Regions from separate parts of the Homo sapiens genome. Here region 1 is linked to region 2. The links are chromatin loops, found by intact Hi-C in ENCODE. Cell type or tissue: OCI-LY7. All regions are shown on one strand. Each heading gives the region's core, and the rest is flanking DNA. Links, peaks and the distances in the headings are about the cores only.

Region 1 (6,223 bases), core at 375-5,374, 100 kb after region 2:
AGATTCACAGTCACATTCTACCAGAGGTACAAAGAGGAGCTGGTACCATTCCTCCTGGAACTATTCCAATCAATAGAAAAAGAGAGAATCCTCCCTAACTCATTTCAGGAGGCCAGCATCATCCTGATACCAAAGCCTGGCAGAGACACAACAAAAAAAGAGAATTTTAGACCAATATCCCTGATGAACATCGATGCAAAAATTCTCTATAAAATACTGGCACACCAAATCCAGCAGCACATCAAAAAGCTTATCCACCATGATCAAGTTGGCCTCATCCCTGGGATGCAAGGCTGGTCCAACATACACAAATCGATAAACGTAATCCATCATAGAAACAGAACCAAAGACAAAAACCACATGATTATCTCAATAGATGCAGAAAAGGCCTTTGACAAAATTCAACAGCCCTTCATGCTAAAAACTCTCAATAAACTAGGTATTGATGGGACGTACCTCAAAATAATAAGAGCTATCTATGACAAACCCACAGCCAATATCATACTGAATGGGCAAAAACTGGAAGCATTCCCTTTGAAAACTGGCACAAGACAGGGATGCCCTCTCTCACCACTCCTATTTAACATAGTGTTGGAAGTTCTGGCCAGGGCAATCAGGCAGGAGAAAGAAATAAAAGGTATTCAATTAGGAAAAGAGGAAGTCAAATTGTACTGGTTTGCAGATGACATGATTGTATATTTAGAAAAGCCCATTGTCTCAGCCCAAAATCTCCTTAAGCTGATAAGCAACTTCAGCAAAGTCTCAGCATACAAAATCAATGTGCAAAAATCACAAGCATTCCTATACACCAATAACAGACAAACAGAGAGCCAAATCATGAGTGAACTCCCATTCACAATTACTTCAAAGAGAATAAAATACCTAGGAATCTAACCTACAAGGAATGTGAAGGACCTCTTCAAGGAGAACTACAAACCACTGCTCAACGAAATAAAAGAGGACACAAACAAATGGAAGAACATTCCATGCTCATGGATAGGAATAATCAATATCGTGAAAATGGCCATACTGACCAAGGTAATTTACAGATTCAGTGCCATCCCCATCAAGCTACCAATGACTTTCTTCACAAAATTGGAAAAAACTACTTTAAAGTTCATATGGAACCAAAAAAGAGCCCACATTGCCAAGTCAATCCTAAGCCAAAAGAATGAAGCTGGAGGCATCACGCTACCCGACTTCAAACTGTACTACAAGACTCCAGTAACCAAAATAACATGGTACTGGTACCAAAAAAGAGCCCTCATTGCCAAGACAGTCCTAAGGCAAAAGAACAAAGCTGTGGATGAATAAGTGGTTTTTACTATCACTTTTGCCCACCTTTTCTTCATATCAGGTTAAAAAATGAACAAATAAAATTTACAGACACAACTAATGGCATTTTTCCCTTTACTTTTTACCAGAGGTAACATCTAATCTGAAGTTAGTGCAGAGTATTTGCAGGCATGTTCTGTCTGCTTTTATTATAAATATTTATTGCTAGATGAGACCTATTTCATGTAATTTTTTTCTTTTCATGGCATTCAAAATCCAAGCTCCTTGACCACTTGTTTTAGAATGTTATTTGCTTCAGAGAAACTCTCTTACTTTTACCACCATCCGGAACACCACAACCATCTTTGCAAAATCAGCAAGAATTTACCACTTCCTTTTTTTCTGAAGACACAGCTTGTATCTTACCTTTGTCGTTGCTAGGTTTCTATTATGCGTTTGTATTTTATATTTAACATTTTGGTATAACCCTCCCAACAAATAATGTGGAGCGTAACATAGTAGATGTTTTCTGAACAGTAACTGAATGACTGAATTAGAGTCTCACATGACTCTCATAATAAGGAGATCATGTTACTTTATACTCTGAGAATTTGACTTCCAGCAGCTGCTTTATCCCCCATCCCTAACCTTTGTATTTGTATTTGATAACACGAAAATGATGGGAGAACTGTGCTATTCTAAAAATAAACACAATTCTTAGATTACAAAATTGAGCTTTAACAATATGTATCCCCATCTTAGTGAATGGACTTCAGGCTTATGCTTATAGCTCCACTGATAGCTGACATGCTGATTGATGACAGTTTATAAAAGTATCTTTCTGTAGAGACTTTTGTGGTAAATATTTCCTGTGCAACTGACCTAATTTTGTTTGCAGTGGAAATTTCTGAACTTTGAACATCAAAAACTTTCATACAATATCTTTTTTCATCACAATTTTGACAATGTTCTGAATACTAGTATAATGTATTATTGAACAGGTTATAGAAAGTACATTTATTATTGGAAAGAGTTTGTATTTCAAGTCTTGATCAGTAGGTTCAGTTGGTACTTTAAAATCATATATTTTGCTGTATGATTTTCTTGCATTAGTAACGGTAAATTCAGTTATAATGCCCAACCACACACACACAAAATTATCTTTTGAGGACAAATATTACCAATCTCCTAGATTAAATGTGGAAAATTTGTTAGGAGGTGTTATGGGCTGAATTGTGTTCCTACTCTTCTCCCCAGAATTCATATATTGACATCTTAACCCTTAGAAGATGGAGTCCTTAAAGAGGTAAATAAGTTAAAGGTGAGCCCTAATCAAATATGGCTGGACTCCTCTTAAGAAGATATTAAGACATAGATACATACAGAGGTAAGACCAGGTGAAGACAAAGAGAGAAGATGACCATCTGCAAGCCAAGCAGAGAGGCCTTAAAAGAAATCAACTCCTGGCTCATGCCTGTAATCCCAGCACTTTGGGAGGCCGAGGTGGGTGGATCATGAGTTTGGGAGTTCAAGACAAGCCTGGCCAACATGGTGAAACCCTGTCTCTACTAAAAATACAAAAATTAGCCGGGCGTGGTGGCACACGCTTGTATAGTCCCAGCTATTTGGGAGGCTGAGGCAGAGTCACTTGAACCTGTGAGGCGGAGGTTGCTGTGAGCCGAGATTGTGCCACTGCACTCCAGCATGGGTGACAGAGAGAGACTCCATCAAAAAAAAAAAAAAAAGAAAAGAAAAGAAATTAACTCAACCAACACCCTGATCTCAGATTTCTAGACTCTAGAACTCTGAAAAAAAATTATTTTTTATTTAATTATTTTTATTTAAGCCACCCAGTCTGTGGCATTTCATTATGGAAGCCCTAGAAAACAAATATAGGAGGTTTTCCAGAGCTACACTCCAGCACAAATAGGAAGCATAGGATAAGCACAATAAATACACCACATATCCATTCTTCCTTCAATATACATTTGTGTCGTTGTTCTCCGGCATTACAAAAAGTCACAGTTCAAGGGAAAATTTTCATTTCCTAGCAAAAATAGACATACATTTATATTACCACATTGCAAATACATTATAAATGTATTTATATGTAAAATCTATAGGAACACAGAAGAAAGAAAGAAGAACTGAGACTTAAATGAAGCTTAACTGGTACATCTGGACTCTGATGAGTGAGAAGTCCAAGCAAATAGAAAAGCCACAGCCAAACGGTGAGTCCCTTCCATGGTTAGAACACATCTGTCTTAACTCAGAAATCACGCCTAATCTTGTTAATATTTTTCTTAGGCGGCAATAAGCACTTTTTAACTGTTTAAATTTAGCAGGAAACATTTTGTTTATAATTCTGAATTTGAATGGGCTAATTACGGTGCACACAGGCGGTAAATAACAGATGAGGCAGAAGATAAATGGAGTGATAGAGCCACAGTCTTTAATCCTTAGAGGCTTTCACTCACTCTCCCATCTTCATTGTCTTACTGCACTCTTCCGATATGATTGACCATCTTCCAATTCTGTGGATGGAGGGAGAGAGGATATTTCATTGAAAACACTGTCCTTACATTCTCAGTCTTCTCAGAGAATATGCTTCTCTTATTTGTCATCACTGAACACTAGAGCTCCCCCAATGACACAACTTTTCTTGTGTATTTTTTTACTATGGTTAAAAAAAACACACAACATAAAATGTGCCAGCATAATCGTTTCTAAGTGTAGAGTTCACTAATGTTAAGTTATTGACATTGTTATGAAACAGATCTTCAGAACTTTTTTCATCTTACAAAACTGAATCAGTGTACCCTTTAAACAATAACCCCTCATTCCTTGCTCCTCTCAGCTCCTGGAAATCACCGCTTTACTTTTTTTCTCTATGAATTTGACTTCCCTAGGTACTTCATGTAAGTGGAATCATACATTATCTGTGTGTTTTTTTTTTTTTTGAGACAGAGTCTTGCTCTGTCACCCAGGCTGGAGTGCAGTGGTGCAATCTAGGCTCACTGCAACCTCTGCCTCTCGGGTTCAAGCGATTCTCCTGCCTCAGCCTCCCAAGTAGCTGGGATTACAGGCGCCACCACTACACCCAGCTAATTTTTGTAATTTTAGTAGAGACAGGGTTTCACCATGTTAGTCAGGCTGGTCTGGAACTCCTGACCTCAGGTGATCTGCCCACCTCGGCTTCCCAAAGTGCTGGGATTACAGGTGTGAGCCACAGCACCCGGCCCATTATTTGTCTTTTTTATAACTGGCTTATTTCACTTGGCATAATGTTCTCAAGGTTCATCCATGTTGCAATATGTGTCAGAATTTCCTTCCTTTTTAAGGCTGAATAATATTCCACTGTATGAATATACCACATCTTAGTCCCTCACCTGCTAGTGGACACTTGACATGCTTCTACTTTCTGGCTTCTGTAACTAGTACTGCTGCGAACATGGGTGTAAAAATATCTCCTTGAGACTGGTTTAGTCCATTTGTGCTGGTATAACAAAATACCAAGACTGGGTAATTTAAGAATAGAAACTTAATTTTTACAGTTCTGGAGGCTAGAAAGTCCACGATCAATGTGCTGGCACTTGCTGTCTGGCAAGGACATTCCTGCTGCATCCTTACATGGTGGAGGGGGTGAAAAATGCAAAAAGCATGAATGCTGAGTCTTCACATGGCAAAAGCCAGAAGAGCGCAAAAGGGTCTAAAGCTAGTTCCCTCCATCCCTTATAAAAGGCACTAATCCATTTATGAGGCTGGAACCCTCATGACTCAAACACTTCCCCAAAGACCTCACCTCTTAATACCACCACAATGCAGATAGTTTCAACATGAATTTGGAGGGGGCACATTCAAACCGTAGCAGAGACTCTTTCTTTCTTCCTTTCTTTCTCTCTCTCTCTCCTCTCTCTCTCTTTCTTTCTCTTTCTTTTTCTTTCTCTTTCTTTCTTTCTTTCTTTCTTTTTCTCTCTTTCTCTCTCTCTTTCTTTCTCTCTCTCTCTCTTTCTTTCTTTTTCTTTCTCTTTCTTTCTCTCTCTCTCTCTCTTTCTCTCTCTCTCTCTTTCTTTCTTTCTTTCTTTTCTTTCCTTCTTTCTTTCTTTTAATATACCTAGAAGGGGGATTACTGGGTTATATGGTAATTCTATTTTTAGTGTTCTGAGGAATCATCACACTATTTTTCATAGTGGTGGCACCACTTTACAATCCCACCAACAATGCATAAGGTTTCCAATTTCTCCGCCTCCTTACCAACACTTATTTTCTGTTTTATTTCATTTTGTTTAACAGTAGCCATCCTAATAGGTTTGAAGTGATACCTCATCTTGTTTTTAATTCTAACATCCCTTCTATGCCTGGTTCTGATGCTTGCTCTGTCCTTTCATTGATTTTTTGCCTTTTAAGATGGCTTTTTTTTCCCCCTTGATAGCCTGATAATATACCAAGAAAAAAGGAACCGCTGCAATTTGATCTTTAGTATTGCGGTGAGGTGTGGGGAGAGGGAAGTAAGACTAGATCTCAGATTTGTAGTGAGGCCTCTGGACTGCGAGCTTCACAAATGTTTCTATTTTCTTTTCCATCCCACTTAGGCGGGAAAGGATGGCTAGAGTGGTCTGAAGTTGGATATTTCTCTTCTCCCATGTGGAAGGCTAGAGCTGACTAGAGTTGTATAACGCTTCTTCTAGGTCAGTTAGACTCTTAATAATGCCCCAGCAATGTAGGTCCTGGTTTACTATTGTCTCCTGAGGGCAGAACCTTTTTAAGAAGAACACAGTGTAAGAAAAAAAAATGAAGAAGAAGAAGAAGAAAGAAGAAGAACACAGTGCTCTGGCATATTTTAAAATTATTCCTTTCTCCCCCTACTAGAAGCATGAGAGGGTTTTTCTCTAATATTTTCTGTGAGAACCTGGTCAAGTTCCCAGAGGTAAATCTCACAAAATTGTGG
Region 2 (6,223 bases), core at 819-5,818:
TTTTAAAAAGATTACCTAAATCCTATTATCCCCTCTAAAAAATTAGCAATAATCCACTGAAATCTGCCAGTCAATCATGCTCCAGATTAACTCAGGGGTTTTATTTCTGTCTTCTCTAGCATAAGACATGGTTGAGAGGGGTGTGTGTGTGTGTGTTGTGTGTGTGTGTGTGTGTGTGTGTGTATGTGTATGTGTATGTGTATGTGTGTACTTAAGCCCTAGCCTAGTCATTAAGGCCCAGCTCCTTCCCATTCCCTCTCAAAGCTTCTTGACACTTTAAGGTATAGTATTATCTTATCCTATAATCAGGAACTCCAAGACACCTTTTCCTATAGAGGAGAGCTGGGAAAACTAGCTGAGGTTGGTAATAGTTTATCAGGGAGGTAGGGGATAGGTGGTACCTACATGAATCAGGCATCCGTGGACAAAGTAGTCTGTTATTAATATATTGTAATACAGTACAGTTTCCTGCCTGGACACACCCTCTTCATTAGCATTTGAAAGAATTAGTTCCTGAAAACTCATATATAAGAGCTCTTATTTCCTTGATCATTTTAGGGAGACCAGTGGCAGCTATAAACAGATGTGAGTCTCAAACAATAAAATGCTTTAGTTCAAAAACATGGTTGTATAAAGTGGTATCTTTTGGGTTTTTGGCCATTTCACAGTGGTGAATGCTCTGATCACTTCCGGGAGATGTGCCAGGAGAAACAAGTCATTCCTGTTCTACTTTTGGAAAAGGGACTGGTTTCTCTGTGATATAGTGAGTCACTACAGTAGCTGCATTACTGGAAATTAAAAATGGTTTATCTGGCCATGTGTTGTGTCATAAGGCCATCAAACACGTGGCTCAGTATTGCTAGGGAGCACTTTTAAAGAGTAAGCTTTATTTCCAGAATGAAGATACTATCTGCTTTTTTAGTGTCCCCTACAAATTTCAAGACCTCAGAGCTATGACTCCAAGAGTAACATATGTGAACATAGGAAGCTGGGCAAGGCGGTGGGCTAACAAGGGTATTTCTTCATAAGTGACAGTAGCAGCATCCGTGGATGGCTGAAATGATACTGTTTAAAATTGTAGGATATACGACAAATACCTTTGCCACAAGAAACATCTGCTAATGAAGTGTTGCATGCCTGGCCCCGGCAGTTGATAATGGGCCTGGTGTCATCACTTGGGGCACTATTTGGGTTTGGGGACAAAGAAAGAAAGGAAAGTGCCCAGAAATCACATGGCTTGTTCATCTTTCTGTGACTGGAAGGGACTCAAAGGATCTTTCTAGTCTAGGTGTACTAAAATTAGAGCAAACCTCTGTGTGATCATAAAGGCATGGTGTCATGTGTCTGTGGCCTGTGGACTGCTGAGACAAGTTGAATTTTTCTTACAAGATCAAGCCTTGAGATGAAACTAAGTTCAAAATCTGCGTAGATGGTGCAAATAAGGCATCAGTCTACAGATGCTGAGCAAGAAAAAAGGATTGTGTTTGCCTGGACCAGCAGGAAAATGATAAGTGGCAGAAATAAGATGAAAGGCTCAAAGCAGAAGTTGTTTTGCAGAAACTGACTGAGCTAAAAAAAGGATGTCTCAGACAGTCTTCTTCTGGTTGTTGTGGCCTTAGATGTTGTTAAGAAGGTGCCTTTAAAGGCTTCAAACTGGCATAGATACTGATGCAGGCATTGTATCTACTGCAAATCATACAATTTCAGAAGGGACTTTTTAAAGCAATCATTGCCTGTACTAGTAAGAGAATGAGAAAGAGATTTCTAGCAAATAACCATGGCCTATCAGAGCAGTCACTACAATGTTTTAGGGAGGATAATGCTAAATTTTGCATTTTAGAAAATTTGCTTTGATGCCAGTATAGAGAAAGAACAAGCAAAAGCAATACAGGAGAGAGAGACTGGATAGAAAAAAATAGAAGATGTATGAGGGAAAAAAGATAAGCTATTGATACAAGGAATAGCAACAGGAACAAATGTGATAAGCTGGAAACAGAAAATGTTAAAAAGATACAATTGAAAATATTTTATCAACAATTGAAAATTATAGGAGAAGGAAAATAAAAAGTCTAAGATGTCTCTAGATATTTGACTTCAGTGACTAAGTGAATGGTTGAGGTATTCACTGAGATAAATAAGAGAAAGAGAAAAAAAAGGAAGGTTGGGCACAGTAATAAATCATTCCAATTTGAGGGTTTCTGTAGCATTTTTATTATAAAAAATACTCAGGATGATTAATTCTATGGGCCTGAGTTTTCAGAGATCTTCGTGGGCAGGAGAAACAGAGTTTAGGCTCATTAGTATATTAATGGTACATGTCATACACTCAACAGGAATAGATGAAACCACGCAGGAAGTGCATACGTACGAAGGAGAGCGGGGGTCCCCATGATAGAAGCTTGGCAAATGCCATCAAAATGGATTCCCAAATTTACTACATGCTTCCGAAATGTATTTTCTTCCTCTTGTACAGATTAAATTGCTTGATCCAGACAACTCTCCAATCCCAAATGAAGTTGTCCAGTTGCATCTGAAGGACAAAATCGTGGGAAACTACACCACAGATGTAAATGGCATCGCTCAGTTTTTCTTGGACACATATACGTTTACATACCCAAATATCACTTTGAAAGTAAGTTAAACGAAAGGCAAGTAAAATAAAAACAAACAAGCAAACAAAAAACTGCACTGGCTCGCTAAGGTTTAGGTCTGTGCGAAATTATATTTATGGAACAGAAATGAAAAGTTACACCTTGGTGTGAATCTAGAGTACTGAAAAATAGTTAAATATTAAGAATATAGGCCCTATGAAAAGTAGGTTAAAAATTATTTTAAGAGTCCCGGGAAAAGACAGAAGGATAGCATACATACTAAATTGTATAAAGGAGAATTAGCTGAAAATAAGCAACGCTTCACTTTTATTAAGGAAATAGAAAGAGAATTGTGTTTTTATAGAAGGAAATATTTGAGAAACCCTGTAATCTATTACCTTGGAATAATGTAAAGAATTTCTCTGGATATATTCAAGAGAGAAGTGAACTACTATCTGTAATAATTAAATATCAATCCTTCCTAGATATTTTTAAAGGACTCCTCAGACTTTTTGTGTTGATAATGGTAAATTACTATGGTCAGAGTAAACTCCTTGCTGTATTTCATAAAAACTTTCCCATCTTTCAGCAAAACTTCATATTATGTTATCAGTAGCAAGGTAAACGTTTGCACTCATGGGTTCTTCGTATTATAGTGAGGGAGATATAGCAATCTACATGCTAGCAAAAGTAATAATTATAGTAAAGAATACAGTAAAATATTTAATGTAATATTATTGAAGTAGGACTTGAATAGACTAAATTGTAAAAACCATAGTGGTCGCTCTAGAGTATAACTAGAAAATGGGGAATTGGGTTAGATTTAATGTAGAATGGCTATAAAATCTTCTTGCAGAGATAAAGCAGCATGATGATAAACCATCTTATCAAATATTCTTTCACTCATCCTTTCTCTTTATCCTAAAATACCCGTAATTTTGATTTTTTGTCTAGGCAGCCTACAAGGCCAATGAAAATTGCCAGGCTCATGGCTGGGTGTTGCCTCAATACCCTCAGCCCGAGTACTTTGCATATCGATTTTACTCCAAGACGAATAGCTTCCTAAAGATTGTCCAAGAGATGGAAGAACTGAGATGCAACCAGCAGAAGAGGGTGCTAGTGCACTGCATTCTCAATATGGAAGACTTTGAAGACAAAACCTACACAGCAGACTTCAATTATTTGGTATGAGCTGAAAACATTCTTCCACAACCAAAATTGTTTCTTTTCTTTAAAACTTCTTTGAACCTAATGAAATCCCTGTACCTATATGCCACGAGGAAGCTCAAAGTTAACATAAATGATAAAACTTATATAACTGGTATCTATTTTTAAGAAAGGAGGGAAAAGGCCATGCCACCACAACCCATATGCACTCTGTCATTCTCAGACCCTTTCTTCAGAGTTACCCATTTCTATTTGGACATTGCTGGGATCAAACCAGAGTTCTGATATGTACTAGCTTTGTGTTACTTTTTGAAAGCCACTTAAACCCTAGAGAATCTTAGTTTTTTGTAATATATTGTCTAATCATCAAGATAATTATTTAATAATACATATAAAGCCCTTTGCCCAACTTCTGGCACACAGAAGATATTAAGTATTAGTTTGATTTTAATATATTGCTATTATGGATTATTTTACACTGTCTAAATAGATGCATGATACTTCATTGAGATTTATGAAGATGATATAAAATTAATGAAACATGAATTAATTCAATCAGCCAACACTTATTGAATGTTTTTCATATTCCAGGTGCTGTATTAGCAATTGTCACAATAGAAGAAATAGAAAAAGTATAACTGGGGACAAAACATATATTAGAATTACGTAAGTGTTACAAATGAAACATGTATGGCCACTGAGGTGTTACAGAAAAATGAATGATTAACTTTAGCTAGAGTTTAGGACAGTGATTATCAGAGTATATTTCCTAGAGTAGCAGTATCAGCATCACCTGGGAATAATTTAGAAATTCTGGGAATAAGTGGCCAGGTGCAGTGGCTCACGCCTGTAATCCCAGCACTTTGGGGGGCCGAGATGGGCGGGTCACAAGGTCAGGAGATCCAGACCATCCTGGCTAACACGGTGAAACCGCGTCTCCACTAAAAATACAAAAAGAAATCAGCCTGGCATGGTGGCGGGCGCCTGTAGTCCCAGCTACTCAGGAGGCTGAGGCAGGAGAATGGCATGAATCCAGGAGGCGGAGCTTGCAGTGAGCGGAGATGGTGCCACTGCACTCTAACCTGGGTGACAGAGCAAGACTCTGTCTCAAAAAAAAAAAAAAAAAAATTCTAGGAATAAGTTAGAAATCTTGTCCTCCGAAGCACATTAAAATTTGACAACCACTAGTTTAGGAAAAAGATATATGCGTATATATTTACATTTATATGTATATACATATTTTTAAGGAAAAAATACATAAAGAGAATATGCCTAAATAGGGTTTTGTGGGATGAATAGGAGTTTTCTGGATGATTAGAGGATATGAGAAACACATTTAAGCTTATTTTAGGAAATAATATAAGAGGTCAAAGATGTCTGAAGTGTATTATTCTGAGAACTAAAGGTGTTTGAGTCTATCTATGCGAAGAATGAAAGTAGTACCACATGATTTCTCACATTTTGCAAACTTAGAATTCTGGAATAGTCTTTTGATACTTCTTTTTTTCATGCTATTTACTGCGTCACCAATTTCTATCACTTTTTCATTATATTATCTCTTGCATTTTTTCTTTCCTTCATCATTTCCATAAACATTAAAATATTTCAAACCAGCAAGGTATGGACACCAAACCATCAGAAAAGGTATGAGTCATAATTCCACTGAAGCCCTTAGCTAAGCCAAGCATGGCTCATTTAGACTGGGGGCAAAGTGGTGGGAGTGGGAGGAGCTGGTTGTGGAGGAGAGGTTCTAGGGCAGCAGGGAGGGGACTCTGGGGAGCTCAGGGAAGTGGCTCTTTGCCAACCGGTACAGAAATCCTTCAACATGTCAACAATAATACTGCCGTACTGGGGTGTGAGAAATACCAAGCATCCTTGAGTGAGAAGCTGAACCTCTTTTTTTTTTTTTTTTTTTGAGACAGAGCCTCGCTCAGTCGCCCAGGCTGGAGTGCAGGGGCTCGATCTCCGCTCACTGAAAGCTCTGCGTCCTGGGTTCACGGCATTCTCCTGCCTCGGCCTCCCGAGTAGCTGGGACTACAGGCGCCCGCCACCACGCCCGGCTAATTTTTTTGTATTTTTTTAGTACAGACGGGGTTTCACCGTGTTAGCCAGGATGGTCGCGATCTCCTGACCTCGTGATCTGCCCACCTCGGCCTCCCAAAGTACTGGGATTACAGGGAAGCTGAACCTCTTAACTAGTTTTTATAAAGACACTCCCACATGCTCCTGACTTTTGCCTTCTTTTCTGGCCACACCTCTGCTCGACTTAATACCCAGTACTTCCCAATCCAGAGCTGAGCCATTTTGCAGGTCTGTGGTGTGAATTGATTTACTTGTCATCAGCTTCCCTCTTGAAATAGCTTAGGTTTGCCCCCCTCTGATCTGATAAGGCCTTTACAATTACTTTACCTCATTTCCATTTTAAATGAGTCTGCTAATAGCCTTTTTCTTCCTCTCTCCCTACT

Evidence for each region. A loop is a pair of places that touch in the nucleus more often than their neighbours do. Peaks named below come from ENCODE experiments on the same cell type or tissue, not always from the same donor. Only the 100,000 strongest peaks of a DNase experiment are listed, where the experiment ranks them.
Region 1: a loop joins it to region 2, with 7 times the contacts of the local background. A loop is called at or near these places in 1 of 110 quality-filtered maps.

What each region holds. Positions count from the first base shown.
Region 1 is chr12:9,613,846-9,620,068 of GRCh38, forward strand. It overlaps the pseudogene LOC374443. Among named protein-coding and RNA genes, the nearest start is that of KLRB1, 9.0 kb to the left of the region's middle. In OCI-LY7, for the core only: no CTCF peak of the experiment used is centred there; DNase peaks (open chromatin) are centred at 1,666, 2,086 and 3,486; H3K4me3 peaks cover 3,161 bases; H3K27ac peaks cover 4,291 bases.
Region 2 is chr12:9,509,211-9,515,433 of GRCh38, forward strand. It overlaps the pseudogene OVOS1P. Among named protein-coding and RNA genes, the nearest start is that of KLRB1, 96 kb to the right of the region's middle. In OCI-LY7, for the core only: a CTCF peak has its summit at 3,773; DNase peaks (open chromatin) are centred at 1,341 and 1,571; H3K4me3 peaks cover 1,184 bases; H3K27ac peaks cover 1,448 bases.